Linked DNA regions of Homo sapiens: region 2 is linked to region 1. A link is an interaction called in ENCODE POLR2A ChIA-PET data of the cell type or tissue named here. Cell type or tissue: CD4-positive, alpha-beta T cell. All regions are shown on one strand. Links, peaks and the distances in the headings refer to the core of each region. The heading gives the core; the rest is flanking DNA. Region 1 overlaps CEMIP2 (cell migration inducing hyaluronidase 2). Region 2 has its middle 44 kb from the start of CEMIP2.

Region 1 (4,398 bases), core at 171-4,170:
CCTGGTAAATCAAAAATGAAAATTGCTAAATAATACATTGATCAGGTCTTCACAAGTTCCTTCTTGCACACAGTGAATGATGAAGTAAGTACTGATAGCACCTCTCTCCAAGACTGAGAAACATCACTATCTTCAGCCATGTGCACTCTCCCAACAAAATGAAAGAGGCAAGTGGCTAAAGACATAACTTCTCATTTTCAGAGATGAGGAAATTACAGGTTAGAGAAACCAAAGATTACTTAGCAAGCTGAGTGATACGCAAGTTTCCCCTTTTAGAAAATGAGATTATTGACTTGTAGTGTTCCTTTACTGGAATTAGAACTTGCCTCTTGAATAGGTATTATAATAACAAAAATATAACAGTATTTAATTAAAATAGCCATAGCTATTTAATGTATGAAAACTTTAAGGTCCGCCATAATTTTGAAGAGGGGAGAAAAAAAATCACGCCTTCAATTTTGATCAACCTATGGCCAAGTATTTGTGGAGCATCAATTTATCCACTCTGTACCAGATATTTTAAAATTTATAAAGCATAGAATCAGCTCACATTTCCTCAGAGTTTATATGCAAGCTTTGGAGGGAAAAAACACCAAGTATGAAATAATGAAACACTGAACAATATGGTAGTCAGTCGAGGTTCAAAAGACCTCAGGCAAAGGAGGCATGGGGCTGGAGTAACTGAGGCAGCTTCATGAACAGGTGACTTGAGAGCTGGACACCAAAGGATGGGCAGTATTTAAATAAGAGGATCATGAGAACACTAGTAATGCAATTATCCCTTGAGATCCAAGTAGTCCATTTGGTTGTTCAGAATTCCAAGGTGGCTTTATTTAAACTCAGCTAAGGTAAGAATAAGCAAGATATGCTTGAAAAACCATAGGAAGAAATTCCTTTCATTAAGGTGGCAGGTACATGTTTAGGAATAACAAGAGAAAAAGTAGAGAGGTAGGGTGCTACACAAACATATTGTTCTATACAGAAAAAAAAATGATTCCTCATTTTGAACTTGCATAACACTAATGCAAACATCTTCCTGTTTCTGAGCTCTCACAATGCCCTAGGTTTATGCTTTCTCTTATTAACCACAGCTACAATTAGCCTCACCAGTTATATCCTTGGCAATTATTTCATGGAATTAGTTTTTCTCACAGCAGTATCATAACTGTTGATATTTAATGCTTCTGATAAGTCAATGAGTATCACTATTATACTAAAAACAATCTTTAAGCTTTTCTTCCCATCAAAGAAACAAAAAAACTCTTAAATTTGTTTTGCCTTAATAATGAGGATTCCTTAACTTTTCTACCTCCCTCTTCCCATACAACATCTAGCTGAAATTCTCCATAGTTTTATAACAAGCACTGTACCCAGCTATAAAGAAGGAAATCCAGTCTTTTGAGATCTGGAGCCTACTTCAATGATTATATAATTTCTCTTAATTGTTTTTAATTATTTCCCAGGAGAGCATGGTTCATTAGAACCATCACCAAAAATTCCAGTCTGTTTCCTTCCAGTAAAATGCACTTAATGAGAAAATGTGTAGTCTGTACAAAGCACTGAAAAGTAGCTCAGCCAACCCCACCTTCCCAGCTACCCACTTGAAGAGCAGTGAGTATATTATCAAAGTTATGTAACAGCAATAACCACAGTCAAGCTGACCCTGAAATATTTCAGCATACCAGATCTTTCCACTGATGATCTGCACTTTACACTGCCAAAATGTGAAACTAAAGAATGTTGGTTCAAGGAACCATATCAGCAATGCCCTGTTTTAGATGGAATATGAAAACACCAATCAAAGCCATAGACTTCAGCTCTGATTTCCCACTGGTCTAGCATCCCTTTACTGCAGAAGAGTTGGGAAGTATGAATCAGCACAGTGAACTTGGTTATTATGAATCAGCACAGAGAACTTGGTTATTCTGCTGGGAAAAGGAGAGAGGAAGTCATACCGCATGCAATGGAAATCAATGTTATAAGTTCATAATGTGGTCTACTTGTTTGGTCCATAAGGATATTAATGTGCATGTCTCTCTCATTTGAGGTTTATTTTCTTAGAAGTACTAGCACTACCTCTCCCAGAACCTTAAAATTTTAAAAATCCCTTGAAAGCACCCAAGAAAACTAAATAATAAAGTATTTGTAAGTCTTATAAGTAGTAAAATGCCTCTGAACTGTTACAGCCACTTAAGGAAGCATTTAACTTGACAAAAATCTGTTGTAGACAAATATGGTACCCAGTCCAGGCTGTTAGAGTCTTCTCTCTTCACAGCCCCGAGTCCTTTGATTTTAGACAGATGGATGGTATTCTTTTATGAGGCAATTCTTTGTTGGTATTCCAATAAGGCTGACTTGCAACCATCTTCTTCAAAACTTTTCAAAATATTGATATATCATTAACTTGAAAAGAAAATACCATTTAAGAAATTAAAATCTCCCTGCATAATATTTAACTATGAAGTAATGACTGATTTTTAGACAAAGGTGTCAGAACTTATATATCCTAAAGGATGCTTCCCTTCCAGGATATATATTGTTACTCAAAAATATTTGAAACTTTTCCTTTGGAACTGCTTCCCAAGCCCATTTCAAGCCACAAACACAAATATTATTATTTTTAGTCACTTACTTAAACAAAAAAATCTAATATAGTTCACTATACGTATGACTAAAAAAAAAAAAACTTGCGGCCGGGCATGGTGGCTCACACCTGTAATCCCAGCACTTTGGGAGGCCAAGACAGGCAGATCACCTGAGGTCAGGAGTTCGAGACCAGCCTGGCCAACATGGTGAAACCCTGTCTCTACTAAAAATACAAAAATTAGCCAGATGTGGTGGCACTTGCCTGTAGTCCCAGCTACTCAGGAGGCTGAGGCATGAGAATCATTTGAACCCAGGGGGCGGAGGTTACAGTGAGCCAAGAACACACCACTGCACTCCAGCCAGGACAACAGAGCAAGACTGCCTCAAAAAAAGAAAAAAAGAAAAAAAAAATTGCAGCAGTCCAAAAATCATACCTACCATAAGAATTTAGTGAAGGCCCTCAAAGCATTTCCAAAAGAGGTACTCCAAGACCTCCCTGAGTGCTGCAACAAAGTGGCACAATGGACAGGAAGAGCAACCATTTAATCATTTCCAACAGATTATTGAACAATTGCTCTCATTCATAAGAAGTGACACCTCGTATTACCTAACTACATATTAGTTAGCTAGGGCCAACTTAAGATAAATTTTTTTTTAAGTATTCTACTATTTCCTCCTCTTTTGTCTTCTAGAATATGTTCTATGTGCATATACACACACTTACCATCTGGAGCATATTTTGAGGATATTCCTAAAATGATTGCAAGTGCAATAAAAAATGAGAAACTAGTAATAGCAAAACAAATGAAAGTATTTTTGTGTCTCTTTTGCTTTTGACTTTCTCTCTGGGCTTGCTGTTCTTCAGGTGAGAATGCGAAGGTTGCCCGGTCTTCTCGTCTGATGGAGGTAAATTTGGCTGAAGCTTGACTCTTTGGAGGAGGAGGGGGACGCAATGGGACAACCTTCCCTGGAACATAGCCAGATGGGTGACGACTATTTCCATTCTGAGGTTGGAGGAAAGCAGGGGAGTGTCCCCTGGAATCAGTGGCATACATGATACACTGTTACTGTGAAAAGAAAAAAAAATTAAGCTTCAGTATGTGTAAATTCTTTTTTAATTTCTTTTATTTATTTATTTATGAGATGGAGTTTCACTCTTGTTGCCCACACTGGAGTGCAATGGCATGATCTCGGCTCACCGCCACCTCTGCCTCCCAGGTTCAAGTGATTCTCCTGCCTCAGCCTCCCGAGTAGCTGGGATTAGAGGCATGCACCACCACGCCCAGCTAATTTTTTTTTTTTTTTTTAAGTAGAGACAATGTTTCTCCATGTAGGTTAGGCTGGTCTCGAACTCCCAACCTCAGGTGATCCACCCACCTCAGCCTCCCAAAGTGCTGGGATTACAGGTGTGAGCCACCGCAACTCGCCTTTAATTTCTATTTTTTAGAGACAGGGTCTCACTCTGTTGCCCAGACTGAAGTGCAGTGGCATGATCATAGATCACTACAGTCTCGCACTCCTGGGCTCAAGCAATCCTCCTGCCTGAGCCTCCCGGGTAGCCAGGACTACAGGTACATCCCACGATGATTGGCTAATTTTTAAATTTTTTGTAGAGATGGGATCCTGCTATATTGCCTAGGCTGGTCTCAAACTCCGGAGCTCAAGTGATTCTTCCACCTCAGCCTTGCAAAGTGCTGGGATTACAGGCGTGAGCCCCAGTATCCAGCTGGAATGTATGAATCATAAATGGTTTTTTTAAAGTACTTTTTAAATTGTGTTAAATATACCATAAACTTACATTTTAACTATGTT
Region 2 (4,398 bases), core at 299-4,298, 64 kb after region 1:
TATAATTAACAGGAAAAAAAAATAAAATGTGCAAAACTAGCTCAAGTGTGATTGTCTTTATCTGGGAACAAAAGAGACTGTCTGTGATTCTTTGCAACCTACTTTGGTTTAAATTAAGAACATTTGGCCAGGCGCAGTGGCTCACACCTGTAATCCCAGCACTTTGGGAGGCCAAGGCTGGTAGATCACCTGAGATCAGGAGTTCGAGACCAGCCTGGCCAACATGGTGAAACCCCATCTCTACTAAAAATACAAAAATTACCTGGGTATGGTGGCAGGTGCCTGTAATCCCAGCTACTAGCAGGGGCCGATGCAGGAGAATTGCTTGAACCCAGGAGGCGGAGGTTGCAGTGAGCCAAGATCATAGCACTGCACTCCAGCCAGGGCAACAGAATGAGACTCCGTCTCAAAATAAAATAAAACAAAATAAAATAAAATAAATTAAGAACATTTGTGGTAAATCACCTACATTTAAGTGTAGAGGTTGAATGCTAATATTTTTCACTTCTCTCCTTGGCAATGATTTTAAAAGCTAACTCCCCACATTAGTGAGGACACTAGGAAATTTGCCCTCTAATATGCCATTGGTAGGAATGTAAGTTGGCATAACGCTGGTAAGCAATTTGGCAGTGAATACCAAGTAGAAAATAGTCATGACCTTTGACTCAACAATTTTGCTTTTAAGAACTTGCATACAGCTGGGAACGGTGGCTCATTCTCATAATCCCAGTACTTTGGGAGGCTGAGGTGGGAAGACTGCTTGGGGCCAGGAGTTCGACACCAGCTGGAGCAACATGTTGAAATCCTGTCTCTACAAAAATAAAAACTGAAAAAAGTATCTGGGCATAGTGGCTTATGCCTGTAGTCTCAGCTACTTGAGAGGCTGAGGCAGAGGATTGCTTGAGTCCACGAAGTCGAGGATGCAGTGAGCTATGATCATGCCACTGCACTCCAGCCTGGGCAATATAGCAAGACCCTCTTTGGGAAAAAAAAAGGATTTGCTTATGAAAACAATCAGAGTTAGGGAAAAGAATTTTGATCACGGCATTATTTATAATTACAAAAAAACCTGAAGAACATTTAAGTACCCAACAAGAGGGAACTGGTTAACTACATTATGGTAAAAGCATAGGATGGAATAGTATAGGCTGCTGAAAATATTGTAAAATAAGATTTAATGGTATGAGAAGATGTTTATTATGTATTTTAAGAAAAAAGAATATCTACACATACACACACAAAAAAACACATAGGATCCATACAAATATCTTTTTTTTTTTTTTTTTTTTTTTTTGAGACGTAGTTTCTCTCTTGCCCAGGCTGGAGTGCAATGGCATGATCTTGGCTCACTCCAGCCTCTGCCTCCCGGGTTCACACAATTCTCCTGCCTCAGCCTCCCGATTAGTTGGGACTACAGGCGCCCGCCAACACGCCCGGCTAATTTTTTGTATTTTTAGTAGAGACGGGGTTTCACTGTGTTAGCCAGGGTAATCTCAATCTCCTGACCTCGTGATCCACCCGTCTTGGCCTGCCAAAGTGCTGGGATTACAGGCGTGAGCCACCACACCTGGCCAATTTTTTTTATTTTTAGTAGAGACAAGGTTTCACCATGTCGGCCAGGCTGGTCTCAAACTCCTGACCTCAGGTGATCCACCCGCCTCAGCCTCCCAAATTGCTGGGATTACAGGCATGAGCCACTGTGCCCAGCCACAAATATCATTTTTAAAGCTGTAAAGAGTATATAACAAAAATGCCACAACGATTCTCCCTGAATGGTAATATGATGAAGAGTATTTATTTCCTTCTCTGTATTTTTCTGTACTTTCTAAATATTCTACAATAAATATGTACTATTTTTGTAATTAAGAAAAAGTTATTTCTTTTTTTTTTAAGCCAGACTCTTCTCAGTTGATTGTCCAAATGGGATAAGGGCGTATATTTAAGAGAAAATACGCATCAGTGCTGCAATGTGTTCAGAGCACGCTTACTATTGCAGTTGTGCGCAAACCATTTGTCAAGCCTCAAGCACACCCTTGGCTCTGGAGCTCAGCACAGTTTCCTTTCTGTGAGTAACATTCTATCCAAAAAGGAGCGCCTCAGCAGGCTGTTCCTGAGCCACTAAACCTTCCAACACCCTGTGAGCATAGCAGAAAGGCCAATTCCCCACTGAACCGGCAGATGGTGAAACATCCCCTTGGCTCTTGTACATCCAGACATATTGGTGCAGACACAGCTGCAAAAAGGCAAGCAAGTTCTCCAAGGCCAGGCAAAATTAGTCCTTTCTCAAGGGAGTGCTCTGCTATGCCAGCTGGCATTTCCTGCCATGCTCCCAGCCTGTTTTGAGGGTGGATAATGGACAAAAATGGAGAGGGCTTAAACTGAAGGACTGAGTATCTCAACCAGTGCAGAGCTGGGCTTTGAACACCGTGAATACACTGTCAGGAAGTAACAGTCTTTCAGGAAGCAAAGAATTCCATATGACAGCAAAGTAGAAAGAGGCCTGGACTGTGAATTAGGAGCCCTGGGTGCTTGTTACATCTCACAGTCTCCCCTCTTTTCAGTTCCTTCTTCTATAAAATATTGGGGGTGGGCTAGGGAGTCAATAGATGAAATGAGCTATAAAAGTTGCTTCCAGCCTTCAAGACCTTATACTGATTAATAATGAAGTCATGCAATATAGATTTCAGTCAATAAAAATTTACTCAATACCTAGTATGTCTGGCAAGAAGGAGCCAGATAAATAAAACACTGTGGCCACCCACAGGACTCACTGTCCAAAGCATTGGAAAATTTCTTGGTTTCAATATGTATAATTATCCACTATACTATTTATTTAAGATAATGTTTTCCTCAAGATTGAATTTTCTCTGTTGCCAATAAAGTTAATTCCATTTTCGATGAACAATGTGTGTGCTGTATACTGGGAGACAGTATAGGTTTAGGTTAAAAGCATGAATTATAGACTCAGAAAGTCCCAGTTAAATCTGAGCTCCACCATTTCTTAACTGAGTGATCTTCAAAAAATTACTTAAATTCTCTCAGCTTCAGTTTCCTCATCTGTAAAATGGGAATAATAATGGTACTTACTTCTTGGGACTATTGTAGGAAATGAATGACCTGAGTCATTTACATTAAATGAAGTCTCAGTAAATCCCTATTATCTGTTGTTAATATAGGAAGTTTAAAATAATTTTAATATCAGTTTTTAAAAAGCACAAAATCTTGGAATGTTAGATTAAACAAGGGACCTTAGAAATAATCAGTTCCATTTCAATCCTTTGATCCTCCCATTTTACATAGGGAAGCCATGGACTGAAAGAGGCTGAGTAAGGCCCCAGGGACCCTTTCGAGCTTTTTTTTTTTTTTGGTATATTCTGTTAATTAGGAAATATATTGTGCTTTTCTGAGAAACTGAAAGTATACATGCTTGTACATACTTGCAAGTCATATAGAAATTATTTCAATCATTACTATTATTTTGAATTTTCTATCTGCTGCTTACTGAGATTTAACCGCCATTTCAAAGTTTTTCCAAGAATCTGGCATTTTGGCTAAATAGCCCAGTTGACCCTTGCCCCAGCTTCCCAAAATCCATTGTGATTGATCCAAATGGGCTCAGAATTTCCCTCCTTGTGCATAGATGCCACTTATCTGTTTTTCCATCTTGGTTTTTTTTTCTAGCTACTTTTGGCTATCAGAAAAAAATAATTTAAAGTTTGTACAAGCCAAGTTTGTTTCACTGCCTCCAATCAGACAAAGATACCTTTCCAGAAATCAAGACTGTGGATATACACCCGTGTCTGGAGGACAAGAAGAAGATAGAAGAAAATGGAACTCACAGGGATTAGAGAGAAAGGGAACTGACACTTATCCTGTGCTTTCTGTGTTCCCAAGGATTCACTTGGTCCTCACAACAACCCAGTGAATTAGTCATGACTCTCCCCGCTTCAGGTGAAAAAGCTGAGAGTCAGAGAGCAACTTGCATGATGCAGCATAGCCAGGAAATGGAGTGGGAACTTGAACCCAGGCCAGCCTATTTCCAAACTCTTTCCGGTAAGTGGGCCACACTCCTCCCATGGTCTTAATGTGATTCAATTGACAGAACGGCTTGGTGGAAAAAATGTAAAAATGAAAACAAATGGTTCCTATAAGATGGTGTAGTCACATATTTGGAGAAGAGAGATCCATTATGCAATTCACTAAAATGTGTTGAATGTCTACTAAGTGTTACCAAAGCACTGAATTTCACTCATTAAAGACTCATCCCAAGTATCGTAAGTCACGTTTCAGTCCTCCCTAATACGGTTTTCTTGTATTATGTATTATGACTCTTGAATGGTCAGAAATGAGAGTAAACTTAACAGATGAAGATGGAGACAGGATTATTATATACATGTT

Evidence for each region. Peaks named below come from ENCODE experiments on the same cell type or tissue, not always from the same donor. Only the 100,000 strongest peaks of a DNase experiment are listed, where the experiment ranks them.
Region 2: POLR2A ChIA-PET joins it to region 1 with 5 read pairs; 5 of 35 experiments call an interaction of 5 or more read pairs at or near these places.

What each region holds. Positions count from the first base shown.
Region 1 is chr9:71,746,733-71,751,130 of GRCh38, forward strand. CEMIP2 (cell migration inducing hyaluronidase 2) reads right to left here. Exons shown (of 24, transcript NM_013390.3): 2 at 3,311-3,653. The coding sequence starts at 3,641. Among named protein-coding and RNA genes, the nearest start is that of CEMIP2, 20 kb to the right of the region's middle. In CD4-positive, alpha-beta T cell, for the core only: no CTCF peak of the experiment used is centred there; no DNase peak of the experiment used is centred there; H3K27ac peaks cover 386 bases.
Region 2 is chr9:71,810,411-71,814,808 of GRCh38, forward strand. No RefSeq gene overlaps it. Among named protein-coding and RNA genes, the nearest start is that of CEMIP2, 44 kb to the left of the region's middle. In CD4-positive, alpha-beta T cell, for the core only: no CTCF peak of the experiment used is centred there; no DNase peak of the experiment used is centred there.